Linked DNA regions of Homo sapiens: region 1 is linked to region 2. A link is a contact called in ENCODE Hi-C data. All regions are on one chromosome and are shown on one strand. The core of a region is the stretch at or near the end of the contact, and the rest is flanking DNA. Distances in the headings are between cores, read along the strand shown. Region 1 holds the start of SLC16A7 (solute carrier family 16 member 7). Region 2 has its middle 340 kb from the start of LINC02403.

Region 1 (6,701 bases), core at 672-3,171, 1.2 Mb before region 2:
TAGAAGGATACACTAATTTGAACATCGGGAAACAGATGTTAAAATTTCAGATCACTTATTATTCAAACATGCCTTGGGGGGAAAAAAGTAATATGTAACTGCAAACTGTTGTTGTATTTGCAAAAAATAGTTTCTGAGTTTGTAAGTTGTTACACAATACACTGAGTTTCTTACGGTTGTAATCTTTCCTTTCCACTGAGATCATTCAGTCCCTCACTTGGATTGCTTTAAATGTAATCTGCTCAGTCAGAAGTAGAACCTGGAGTTAGGATTGCTTCACCAGAGCTAAATATTAGTCACTTTGCTCAACCCTCATTTGCCCTCTGCTGTCCCCACCCAACTCTCATTTTTCAGCCACACTCCACCAAATGCATACTTAGTGCTTGTGGTTCCAGTAACACAACACATTCAAGCTAACCTGTCTGTGGAAAGTTTGCAACCCTCTGAGTTCAGACTGGGGTTAGCCATGAAGCATGGGGTGACAGGAAATGGCATCCAGTAGTCACTCTTTCCTCTGGGTCCAGTCTTTTTCCCATCACTTTCATCATTGTCCGCTATTTTATTCCTCTGCCGCATCTCCTTTGGGACCCAAGAGGGAAGGAGGACACGAAATAATACAGGAAAGGAAATCAAAAAACAATTGTAGAGAAACCACTCCTCGTTTCCTCTTCTATGTCTCGTGTGTGTGTGTGTGTGTGTGTGTGTGTGTGTGTGTGTGTGTGTGTGTAAAATTTTAATTTCCCTGGAATTGGAACTACAGAAGTCCCTCCTCAGCCCTACCGGGAAAGTGGCACTGGGCACGACCGCCCTTTCCAAGGCAGTCTGCAATCCTTTTCGCGGAAGTAGAGGAGAAAAGGGGGTGGAGAAGGGCGCCGCGATGCAGCATCCGCTGAGAAAACAGGCAGTTCGCACGTGAGCGGGCTCGCAGCCTGTGGCGCCACCTGACCGGGCCTGGCGCCCCCAATGTGGTGCAGTGGCCCAGCAAGACCAGAAGGCTCAGGCCCTCCTGAACCCTTGCCAAGTCAGAGGTCCCTTTCTGCCTGGGCTCAGGCCTCGCCCGCATATAGTTTTCCATCTGCTTCCACCCCTGCCATCCTTCCTGGGGACCAAAAATGAAGAAAGACAACCCCCCCATCCCCCGGTATTTCGTCTTCCCCTCACAGCCTCTTCCTGTCCTGATCATCTGCTCAAAGAGAAGACGTTCTCTCCACACACTCCACCCCCGCCTCCACCTTCTGCGGCAATGAAGCCACGCCACCCTAGGGGGCTCGGGGGCCGGATGCTGGCGGGGCGCGCACTAGAGACACGCCGCACTGGAAGCAGCCCTCGGAGTCCCGTGAGCCAGGGAGACTGGGGTGCACCGCGCCACGCTGAGTCTCGGTGTAAAAGCCGAGAGCGTGAGCACCTCCTGGCCGAAAGCACGCGAGGCGCTCCTTGCCCAGGACCCCGCGCGCCCCCTCAGTTCCCGGGCAGCTGTCGGCGCGCACTGGCTGACGCGAGCTCTGCTCCCGCGGCCGCTTCGGGATTTTTTTGTCTATATAAGGGCTCGCTGGCCAACTCTGCGTTGGCACGTTTGTCACAGGCTGGCCATTATTTGCACACACGCGTGCGGCTCCGCGGGCAGCTCGGGTCGCAGACGCAGGCTCGCCCTCCTCTTAGCCGGCACCTCCTCCTCCTCCTCCTCCTCTCCCCTCCCTCCCCAGCTGTACTTACTTTATCTGGTCTCTGGCGCAGGGTGGGCGCTGCAGCCCTCCGTTCCCAGCAAACCGCAGCCGATTCGCCTCGCTGTCAACGGGTGAATGGAATTATTTATTTATTTATGGCCCCTGACGTGTCCTCGCCCGCCACAGCCAGCGGAGAAGGAGGCGGTGGCGGGAAGGGGAGGCGCGGCTGCTGAACGCCCTTGTGGGTGCGGAGGAGCGCGCGCCAGGGGTGGGGGCCGGACAGGCTGCGGTGGAGGCCGGCCCGGGGGGTGGTGGGGGGGAGCCGCCTCCCGGTGCCTGGAGACCGACTGAGCATGCTCCAAGCGGCTGTCAAAGCTATAGGCACTTTCTCTATCGCTCGGGGCACTCCACTTCGGATTTTAGTTTTGACCAAGGAAGAAAGCCAAAAGGCAGGTAGATCTGTCTTTCCAGATGGGTCGTAACTTGCTGTATCCGAAGTACTCTGTAGCCTGACCTAGAAGACAGATGTGCGGTAGCTCTGTGCAACCCAAGCATGGGAGAGGAAAGCATGCAAAAAAAGAAGAGTCTGGCCGAATGCAGGGAGAATAGGAGATCCTCATTGTGAGCTTGCAGGGAAAGTGTTGAGCCATTTTTCAACTGAGGCCTTTTTGGGAGAAAGAGGTAGGGCACTGTTGGAGATTAGACTCACCAACCAAATCACTTCACGGAAAAAAATATAATTGACACCATAGGAGGAAGGACATAGAAAACAGCACCAAAAAACATTAAAAATAAGAAGGATTTTTTTTCAAATCATTTATAATTCCTTTCATTTTTAATTTCTCAAATTACTTAGTTCTTCAAACCAGCATTTAGTTATTTGACAACGAATAGTGCTAGAGATAATGGTAATTCTGCTGTCATTGGTTTGGTCTCTTCCCCTGTCTAAAATGTGCTTCTTGGTAAAACTGGAAAGAGGAAGGGCTGGAAGAGAACATTTAAGTAACCCCATAGATTGGGTTTCTTTAATATCTTTAAGTTAAATTGCCACTTTAGAGAAAAAGAAACTATCCAAAAGAATAATTGTAGGTTTTGGCTTGACAAGTCCTATTGCAGTTTGTCTACCAGTTTAGCTAGCTTTCTCCTCCTTGATTTCACAATCATTTTAAGGTGTGTTCTATGATTCTTCACATTTTACGAATTTATAAAAAGAGTTAAGTCATTTGGGTAAATTCACATTGTCTTTGCCACAGCTAGTCTGTTGTAATGGACGAAATTTGAATTTCAATTTCTGTAGCTATGAAATAAAAGTAATATCAATCGTGTTGATTTCATAAGATTTAAGTGAAATAATATACATGAAGTGGCTGGTAGGCATAATACAAGATGAAAAAATAATCGTGATTAATAACATCAAAATTACTGGAAGATAATTTTATTGAAAGAATGATATTTGAAAATGAAAAAAAGGCAGAAAATTACAGAAAGGATTTTATATTTTTAAGCTAAAAATGCTTAAATAGACATTTGTATAAGACATAATAGGCCTTTGATAATGATGAAATGTCTAGCAGTGACTATAAACACTTCATTTAATTAAAAAAAGTTAAACATTTAAAAGAAACAACATAAAGGCACATTTCAAGGTCATAGTCTTGAGTGTTTGCTATTGATATTTTTCCTGCTCATTCATCACTTTTATTTCCTGTCAAAGAAGAGGAAGAAGAAAGACCATATGCTTTCTGAATTTTGATCCTATTCTCCCTTTTCCTTCTCTTTGATTTTTCTTTTTTGTTGTTTTTTTCTTATAGTCCCATGTTCTTGACCTGTTTAACCTATTGCTGAATGCCAAACATCACTACTTATAGCATGATATCGTAACCTTCTTTTTAAGTCTTGTTTTTTCAACAATTAAAACTCTGGATCTAATTTACCTACTGTCACAGAGTTAGTATTTGGGAACTCATTTCTAAATTGCTTTGTTGTGATAGCTAGGTATGTTATGTAAAATTTGATTGGACTAGAAAGGTATCTGAAAGGAGGGAGAATCAGCTAAGAATAAATTCAGCCAGTTTATCCTATGACTTACAGTTTAATATTGTTAAGAAATTGAGAAAAAAATACAATTTAGGGAAAAAATAAGCCATATGATTAGAACTTGGAATGCTCTGGTAAAATGTTTGCCTTGATTTATATTCATAAGCTGAAATAACAGTGGGAAAAACAAATAGCAATACACTTAGCATTCTAGCAACTCATATTCCACAGATGAGCAAACTGTGAATACGTACATCACATATATACTCATGAAGTCCACATGTCTTTTACTATATACCCACATCCTTGTGGTTTAGGTTCTTTCTCCCTTCTTCATTCCTCAGTCATACACAATCTTCTCACATTTTTCTGTCTTTTATCATTCACTGCCCTCTTTTCCATATCAAACTTGTCTAAACCTTTTTTCCTCCTTTAATGCCCAGCAAATATATCATCACTTCTATAGCATTTTAAGGATTCTTTGTTAACAAATAAGGGTTAAGTTCATCTTTCTCTGTGATCCTGCCCATAGAAAATGATTTAGGCCTCTATCTGGGGCATTTTGTTTCAGCTTCACATATGACTATATTATAATATGATTTTTGTTTCTGTAGCCCCAATATATTAGGCTATTTGAAAGTAGAGATGACATTTTATTCATCTCTGGGATTGTCACAGGCATTTGAACCAGAGTGACTCCATCTTGAGTAAGGCCTGGGTAAAATGAGGCTGAGACTTATTGGGCTGCATTCCCAGGAGATTAAGGCATTCTTAGTCACAGAATAAGATAGGAGGTTGGCACAAGATACAGGTCATAAAGACCATGCTGATAAAACAGGCGGCAGTAAAGAAGCCAGCTAAAACCCACCAAAACCAAAATGGAGACGAAAGTGACCTCTGGTCCTCCTCACTCCTCATTATGTGCTAATTACAATGCATTAGCATGCTAAAAGACATTCCCACCAGTGCCATGACAGTTTACAAATGCCATGGTAAGGTCAGGAAGTTACCCCATATGGTCTAAAATGGGGAGAAACCCTCAGTTCCCAGAATTTCCCACCCCTTTCCCAGAAAACTCATGAATAATCCATCTCTTGTTAACATATAATCAAGAGGTAATAATAAGTATAAGCAGCGGAGCAGCCCATGCTGCTACTCTGCCTATGGTGTAGCCATTTTTTTGTTCCTTTACTTTCCTAGTACTCCTGCTTTCATTTATAGACTCATCCCAAATTATTTCTTGCATGAAATCCAAGAACCCTCTCTTGGGGTCTGAATCAGTACCCCTTTCGGGTAACAGAATCATCTATCATGCAGCACAAATCGTTGCAGATAGAAAATAGTAACGTTTGCCAAATGAAGAAAAGAGATGACAGTGTGGCTGTAGGCAACAGATATGTGGTAGAAGCTATTGGTGCTCACAATATCTATGATCTGCCTGGCTCCACACTTCCTGGCTTTCCTTACAGTTATATTGGGACCATGCAACTATGTAGTTCTAAAACAGTATGAATGGAAGTGACATGTGTAATTTCTGGTAAAGGGAGTTAAGACCCAGTGTACCTCCTTCATCACTCCCTTTCCCTGCCATAGTACCATGTTTCTGATGAACTAGCTACAAAATGGAATCTCTGAAAAAGAAAGAAAGACTGCTTGAATTGCACTGTACTTTGTGTGAGCAAGAGACCATTGTTTTAAGCCTTGGAAATTTCAGGCTCTATTTGTCATGGGAACAAAACCTAGCCTATTCTGACCAATATAAGATATTACTGAAAAAGACAATAAGTCAGCCAGGCGTGGTGGCTCATGCTTGTAATCCCAGCACTTTGGGAGGCCAAGGCAGGTAGATCACCTGAGGTCAGAAGTTCAAGACTAGCCTAGCCAACATGGTGAAAACCCATCTCAACTAAAAATACAAAAAAAAAAAAAAAAAATTAGCCAGGTGAGGTGGTGGGCACCTGTAATCCCAGGTACTTCGGGAGGCTGAGGCAGAAGAATCGCTTGAATCCGGGAGGCAGAGGTTGCAGTGAGCCAAGATCGCAACACTGCACTCCAGCCTGGGCAGCAAGAGCAAAATTCCGTCTCGAAAAAAGAAATTGTAAATCATAAAGGCATAAAATCCCCAATGAAACATTGAACTTTTGAAAGTGCACTAATGTGTCCTTAAGTCAAAACTAAAAATATAGTCTCATGACCCCAAAATTCATATAATAGCCTTTTCAGAGTAAGACTGTGAGATTAAATTAAGGGTGTGTGTGTTTATAAACTACACACAATAGATTTGTTATAGCTAAGTACAAAAGACCAGATGTCCCAATGCTCCCCTCAACTTGGGTGAAAACAAATGTACACCTGCCTTCAAGTGGCAACATACTATGGTTGAGATTGTAGCTGGCTAGCAGCTGTGAATATGATTGCTGTGACCTGGTTTCACAGATTATACAAACTATAGAAATATATCTCCACTACTTCTAGATTTAAATCTTGCGTATATCTATATAGGCTACTTTGGAAATATCTTCTATGAAAAACTCCCATAGGATTTTGGGGAATGACAATCTAGTCCGATTCAACAAAGCATATAAAAGGGGAATCAATTGCATTGGCATTGCTGTATGGTATGCCTTTAAATAATAGCACACAAGAATCTTTGGTTTAAAACAAAATGGGTTTTTTGGCTCCAAAAATCTCTTAACGGATTATGTATTAAAAAACTTGTTTGTTGGGGTATTTTTCTAAATTTACATTTTATCAATTATTATCTGTAAACTAAACTTAATGGATTCTGGGTGTTTTATAGATGCTTTACCACGTAAATATTCTGATTATTTTGAATGCATATAAGATTAGAAACTTAAATTAAAAGTTATCATCATAGACTGTAAACTTTTCAGGCAGAAATCTTGTAAACGGTGGCTAATGAGTATTAATATATTTTATGAAATGAATCAATGATGACTGAATGTGTTATCAAGAAGCTAAGGCTTTAGTGCCTTTTTC
Region 2 (6,997 bases), core at 3,547-6,046:
GGGAAGTATGGCCATTTTCACAATATTGATTCTTCCTACCCATGAGCATGGAATGTTTATCCATTTGTGTCCTCTCTTATTTCCTTGAGTAGTGGTTTGCAGTTCTCCTTGAAGAGGTCCTTCACATCCCTTGTAAGTTGGATTCCTAGGTATTTTATTCTCATTGTAGCAATTGTGAATGGGAGTTCACTCATGATTTGGCCCTTTGTTTGTCTATTATTGGTGTATAGGACTGCTTGTGATTTTTGTACATTGATTTTGTATCCTGAGACTTTGCTGAAGTTGCTTATCAGCTTAAGGAAATTTTGGGCTGAGACAATGGGGTTTTTTAAATATACAATCATGTCATCTGCAAACAGAGACAATTTGACTTCCTCTCTTCCTATTTGAATACCATTCATTTCTTCTCTTGCCTGATTGCCCTGGCCAGAACTTCCAATACCATGTTGAATAGGAGTGGTGAGAGAGGGCATCCTTGTCCTGTGCCAGTTTTCAAATGGAATGCTTCCAGCTTTTGCCCATTATTATATTGGCTGTGGATTTGTCATAAATGGCTCTTATTATTTTTAGATACATTCCATCAATATCTAATTTATTGAGTTTTTAGCATGAAGCGGTGTTGAATTTTATCGAAGGCCTCTTCTGCATCTATTGAGATAATCATGTGGTTTTCGTTATTGGTTCTGTTTATGTGATGGATTATGTTTATTGATTTGCATATGCTGTACCAGCCTTGCATCCCAGGGATGAGGCCGACTTGATCGTGGTGCATAAGCTTTTTGATAGGCTGCTGGATTTGGTTTGCCAGTATTTTATGGAGAATTTTCACATTGATGTTCATCAGGGATATCAGCCTGAAATTTTCTTTTTTTGTTGTGTCTCTGCCAGGTTTTGATATCAGGATGATGCTGGCCTCATAAAATGAGTTAGGGAGGAGTCCCTCTTTTTCTATTGTTTGAAATAGTTTCAGAAGTAATGGTACCAGCTCCTCTTTGTACCTCTGGCAGAAGTTGGCTGTGAATCCGTCTGGTCCTAGGCTTTATTGGTTGGTAGGCTATTAATTACTGCCTCTATTTCAGAACTTGTTATTGGTCTATTCAGGTATTTAACTTCTTCCTGGTTTAGTCTTGGGAGGGTGTGTTGTGTCCAGGAATTTATCCATTTCTTCTAGATTTTCAGTTTATTTGCATATAGGTGTTTATAGTATTCTCTGATGGTAGTTTGTATTTCTGTGGGATCAGAGATGATCTCCCCTGTATCATTTTTTATTGCATCTATTTGATTCTTCTCTCTTTTCTTCTTTATTAGTCTGGCTAGCGGTCTATCTATTTTGTTAATCTTTTCAAAAAATCAGCTCCTGGATTCACTGATTTTTTGAAAGGTTTTTCATATCTCTATCTCCTTCAGTTCTGCTCTGATCTTAGTTATTTCTTGTCTTCTGCTAGATTTTGAAATTGTTTGCTCTTGCTTCTCTAGTTTTTTTAATTAGATCTTTCCTGCTTTCTCCTGTGGGCATTTAGTGCTATAAATTTCCTTCTAAACACTGCTTTAAATGTGTCCCAGAAATTCTGGTACGTTGTGTCTTTGTTCTCATTGGTTTCAAAGAACTTATTTATCTCTGCCTTAATTTTGTTATTTACCCAGTAGTCATTCAGGAGCAGGTTATTCAGTTTCCATGTAGTTGTGTGGTTTTGAGTGAGTTTCTTAATCTTGAGTTCTAATTTGATTGCACTGTGGTCTGAGAGACTGTTTGTTATTATTTACATTCTTTTGCATTGCTGAGGAGTGTTTTATTTCCATTTATGTGGTCAATTTTAGAATAAGTGCAATGTTGTACTGAGAAGAATATATATTCTGTTGATCTGGGGTGGAGAGTTCCATAGATGTCTATCAGGTCCGCTTGATCCAGAACTGAGTTCAAGTCCTGAATATCCTTGTTAATTTTCTGTCTCGTTGCTCTATTATTGACAGTGGGGTGTTAAAGTCTCCCACTATTATTGTGTGGGAGTCTAAGTCTCTTTGTAGGTCTCTAAGAACTTGCTTTATAAATCTGGGTGCTCCTGTATTGGGTACATATATATTTAGGATAGTTAGCTCTTCTTGTTGAATTCATCCCTTTACCATTATGTAATGCCCTTCTTTGTCTTTTTGATCTTTGTTGATTTAACGTCTGTCTTATCGGAGACTAGGATTGAAACTCCTGTTTTTTTTTCTTTTGCTTTCCATTTGCTTGGTAAATATTTCTCCATCCCTTTATTTTGATCCTATGTGTGTCTTTGCACTTGAGATGGGTCTCCTGAATACAGCACACCAATGGGTCTTGACTCTTTATCCAATTTGCCAGTCTGTGTCTTTTAATTGGGGCATTTAGCCCATTCACATTTAAGGGTAATATTGTTATGTGTGAATTTGATCCTGTCATTATGATGCTACCTGGTTATTTTGCCCATTAGTTGATGCAGTTTCTTCATAGTGTTGATGATCTTTACAATTTGGTATGTTTTTGCAGTGGCTGGTATGGGTTTTTCCTTTGCATATTTAGTGCTTCCTTCAAGAGGAGCTCTTGTAAGGCAGGCCTGATGGTGACAACATCTTTCAGCATTTGCCTGTCTGTAAAGGATTTCATTTCTCCTTCACTTATGAAGCTTAGTTTGGCTGGATATGAAATTCTGGCTTGAAAAATTCTTTTATATAAGAATGTTGAATATTGGCCCCCACTCTCTTCTAGCTTGTTAGGTTTCTGCAGAGAGATCCACTGTTAGTCTGATGAGCTTCCTTTTGTGGTAACCCGACCTTTCTCTGGCTGCCCTTAATATTTTTTCCTTCATTTCAAACTTGGCAAATCTGACTATTATGTGTCTTTGGGTTGCCCTTCTCAAGGAATATCCTTGTGGTGTTCTCTGTATTTCCTGAATTTGGATGTTGGCCTGTCTTCCTAGGTTGGGGAAGTTCTCCTGGATAATATCCTGAAGAGTGCTTTCCAACTTGGTTCCATTCTCCTTGTCACTTTCAGGTACACCAATCAAACATAGGTTTGGTCTTTTCACAAAGTCCCATATTTCTTGGAGGCTTTCTTCATTCCTTTTTATTCTTTTTTCTCTATTCTTGTCTTCACACTTTATTTCATTAAGTTGAACTTCAATCTCTGATATCCTTTCACCCACTTCACTGATTCAGCTATTGATACTTTGTATGCTTCACGAAGTTCTTGTGCTGTGTTTTTCAGCTCCTTCAGGTCATTTATGTTTTCTCTAAACTGGTTATTCTAGTTAGCAATTCCTCTAACCTTTTTTCAAGGTTCTTAGCTTCTTTGCATTGGGTTAGAACATGCTCCTTTAGCTCGGAGGAATTTGTTATTACCCACCTTCTGAAGCCTACTTCTGTCAATTCATCAGACTCATTCTCCATCCAGTTTTGTCCCCTTGCTGGTGAGGAGTTGTGATCCTTTGGAGGAGAAGAGGCGTTCTGCTTTTTGGAATTTTCACCCTTTTTGTGCTGGTTTTTCCTCATCTTCGTGGTTTTATCTACCTTTGGTTTTTCATGTTAGTGACCTTCAGATGGGGTTTCCGTGTGGACGTCCTTTTTCTTTATGTTTATGCTATTCCTTTCTATTTGTTAATTTTCCTTCTAACAGGCCCCTCTGATACAGGTCTGCTGGAGTTTGCTGGAGGTCCACTCCAGACCCTGTTTGCCTGGGTATCACTAGCAGAGGCTGCCAAACAGCAAAGATTGCTGCCTGTTCCTTCCTCTGGAAGCTTCGTCCCCCAGAGGGGCACCCACAAGATGCCAGCTGGAGCTCTCCTGTATGAGATGTCTGTCGACCCCTGCTGGGAGATGTCTCCCAGTCAGGAGGCATGGGGGTCAGGGACCCACTTGAGGAGGCAGTCTGTCCCTTAGCAGAGCTCAAGGGCTGTGCTGAGAGATCCTCTGCTTTCTTTAGAGCCAATGGGCAGGAATGTTTAAGTCTGCTGAAGCTGTGCCCACAGCCGCCCCTTTCCCCAGGTGTTCTGTCCCAGGGAGATGGGAGTTTTATCTATAAGCCCCTGACTGGGGCTGCTGCCTTTCTTTCAGAGATGCCCTGCCCAGAGAGGAGGAATCTAGAGAGGCAGTGTGGCTACAGAGGCTTTGTGGAGCTGCGGTGGGCTCCGCCCAGTTCGAACTTCCTGGCAGCTTTGTTTACACTCAGTTGGAAATGCAGAAATCACAGGCCTTCTGTGTTGATTTCACTGGGAACTGCAGACCAGAGCTGTTCCTATTCAGCCATACAGAGTCTCCCTCTTGGCAGCTCTTCAGAATAGAAGCCATGTCTCAGGCAGCAATGTGGCCAGATAGAAAGTTGGTGTTTCCTGTGCAAAAGAGTTAATCTTTGCAAGTGTGGTTCTGAGAAGTTGGTGGGAGACCCTATCTCTGCCAGTCATGGCAAAATACAGTCTGGGCAGGTTTCCAAGTTCAGCTGACATTCCTAAGCCAATGAGAAGTGTCCAAGATGGTTTCCAGCTTTCTCTCCAAGGGTAAGAGTTGAATGTGTTGACTGACCTTTACCAGCACGAACACATTTGCCATTTGACTCTGAGGAATAAATGGGTGACCTGACTGTGGGCACAGAGCTGAAGGCTGATTCTCCAGAAAACTCACCATCAGTTTGCTCAGCAACGCTGCTGACTCGGAACACATTTTGTTTTTTCTTTTTGAAACTGCACCATGCATTCTTGAAAGCATGACTCAACCTTACCAGCAGTCTCAGTGAGCTTGAAATGGCCTCAACTAGAGGATTTATAGCCTTTGCAAACACAGGGCACATTTCTTTGTTTCCTTTCAGAAACTGAGAAGTGATTCATTTTCAGTAAACAAAGAGAGGATTACCAACACATTTACTAGTCTGAAATTCAGCTTCCATTGAATGCAATTCCTTTAGTTCCTAGTAAAGGCATTGTGCATTTCAAACAGCTATCTTTCTTCTTTAATCCACTTTCTTTCTTCCTAGTGTGGAAAAGATATATAATTTAGCCCTCACTCAAATACAAATAAGATGAGTTTCAAAGGCCATTCAGGCCCTAATGTGTGTCCTTTGCAAGAACAAGAAACTGTGATTCTGAAGAATTTAAATACAGATACTGTTGGCAGCCAGAGATGTTTTCTGCTGTTGGAATGCAAAAGAAAATATTACTTTATAGCTGCACTGTGCCACTCCTGACATTGATGGGTCTTGTATTCACCAGAGGAGGGAAAATTAAAATATCTTACCTGTCTACACAGTATCCTTGGTGGTTACACAACAATAAAATATTCAGCAGTCTGATACCTTTACTGTTAAAACTGAAATACCAAATTGAAACTGGTTGAGAATGTGTGCAGTCTATTGTGTTCCTACTTTCTTTAGATTAGCTTTCTATCACAATAACTGCATTCAGTAGGGCTCATATTGTCTCAATTATAAAGTCAACTCCAGACATTAGCACTAGATTGCTTCAGCGAATCTCAAATATTTTTAACTGTTGACAAAAGTTTCAGTTTCATTATGCCAAGTTCCAGAGTAAAACTATGGTAATGTAATCACTTCTCAGACTTTCATTATTTGCATGTTCCCAGAAAATCATTATAACTTTCTAGAATTATCCTGAATGGTTCAAAGTAAGCAGTTTTCAAGTCAGTAGGAATTGCAGAGGCAGCTGATAGTCACTTATCCATTTGTTTATTAGAAATATGTCACAGCCAATTTTTGACATGAATCTTCTCATTTTCAGAAGAATGTTAGAAATAGCTCAGCTAATGTACCATAAAAGTTCAAATTTTGATAATGAAACTAAAAGCCATATTAACAAATGAACCCACTGCTTTATGCACCAGAAAGTGAGAATTTTATGTTCCCATTTTTTCCCTTGTATGGTATCCACAAATTTTCTTGACAGAAACTCAGCATCAATTCAGAAAAATTCTTTTTGACTGAATATTTTTAGTCATATGTTCCCTATTTAAGGTGTAGGACAGGAAAAAGGATTTTCTCTTTACTTTCATAGTTTTTAGTTGAATGGGCCCTTATAACAAAAGACAGATTGATAAGAAAAGAACACACAATTTTATTAACATGTAACCTCATGTATACATGGGAGCTATCTAGAGAAATCACTAAATCTCAAAGAGATGGTTTAGACTTGGGTTTACAGACAATCTACCACTGAAAGAAAGAAAGAATGGTATGGGAAAAGCATAGTAAATAAGAGAAAAGTTTGTTATGCAGATTTAAGTGGGTGCCTTCTCCATTGATAAGAGTCTTAAATGATTTATAATCATACATCTCTTCTTGGCTAGGGGTTGGGGGGCAGGGAGAGAGAGAGAGAGAGAGAGAGAGAGACAGACAGACAGAGAGATAGCTTTACAAATTGAGATTTTTTGTATAGATGTTAATTTCCCTCGCAAAAAGGGTAGCTTTAACTCTGTTTTCAGAGTTTCTCATGTGTCTGCCATTTCTCAAAATAATTAGTTCAAAATAACCCTTATGCCAAAAAGGCATATTTTAGGGTGGCATATTCTGTTCTCCTACAAAGGCTATTGTTGGGGCTCAGAAACAATACCCCCAAATATGGCATTTTTGACATGCTGCACTGAAGAAACCTTCAAGGTCTCTATGACCTCTCCTAGACATTGAAGTTCCTTTATCTGCCTAAGATCCAGACCTCCAAGGAGAACAATTTTTCTTGTTCCCCTCTGTGGCCATTACAGAAAAGATGACCAAGAATGAAACTACACCTGAACAAACCCCTTTTTTCAATAAGATAATGACTGTCTCCAAGGATCATTTAAATTTCAAACAGAAATATTTGCAAGTTAATTTCTGTTTCCCTGGATCCAGTCCTTCTCCCTAGTAATCATTTATTGCTGGTTAGTAGAATTCCTCTTCTCCCTTTCCTGTAACCTGTTCTGTCCATCCAACCCCCCATTCTTTCTGCAAGTTTCTGTACCTCATTGCGAGGTTGGGTCTTCATTCTGAAGGCTCCCA

What was found. A loop is a pair of places that touch in the nucleus more often than their neighbours do. Pooled maps may share reads with other maps.
Region 1: a loop to region 2 is called in a map of ascending aorta, with 5 times the contacts of the local background. The contact joins the promoter of SLC16A7 here to the enhancer-like site in region 2. A Hi-C loop is called at or near these places in 1 of 168 maps with a recorded cell type or tissue (ascending aorta), 1 of 37 single-sample maps with no recorded cell type and 9 of 50 pooled maps.

What each region holds. Positions count from the first base shown.
Region 1 is chr12:59,591,249-59,597,949 of GRCh38, reverse strand. SLC16A7 (solute carrier family 16 member 7) reads right to left here and starts at 1,921. Exons shown (of 6, transcript NM_001270623.2): 1 at 1,714-1,921. RefSeq lists enhancers at 1,113-1,262, 1,313-1,452 and a silencer at 1,923-1,992.
Region 2 is chr12:58,423,415-58,430,411 of GRCh38, reverse strand. No RefSeq gene overlaps it. Among named protein-coding and RNA genes, the nearest start is that of LINC02403, 340 kb to the right of the region's middle. RefSeq lists enhancers at 3,999-4,118, 4,299-4,378, 4,383-5,330. Within about 2 kb of position 4,796, at least 15 of the 41 ENCODE cell types and tissues checked have a DNase peak (open chromatin) inside an H3K27ac peak, as active enhancers do; they include ascending aorta, where a contact is called at or near this core.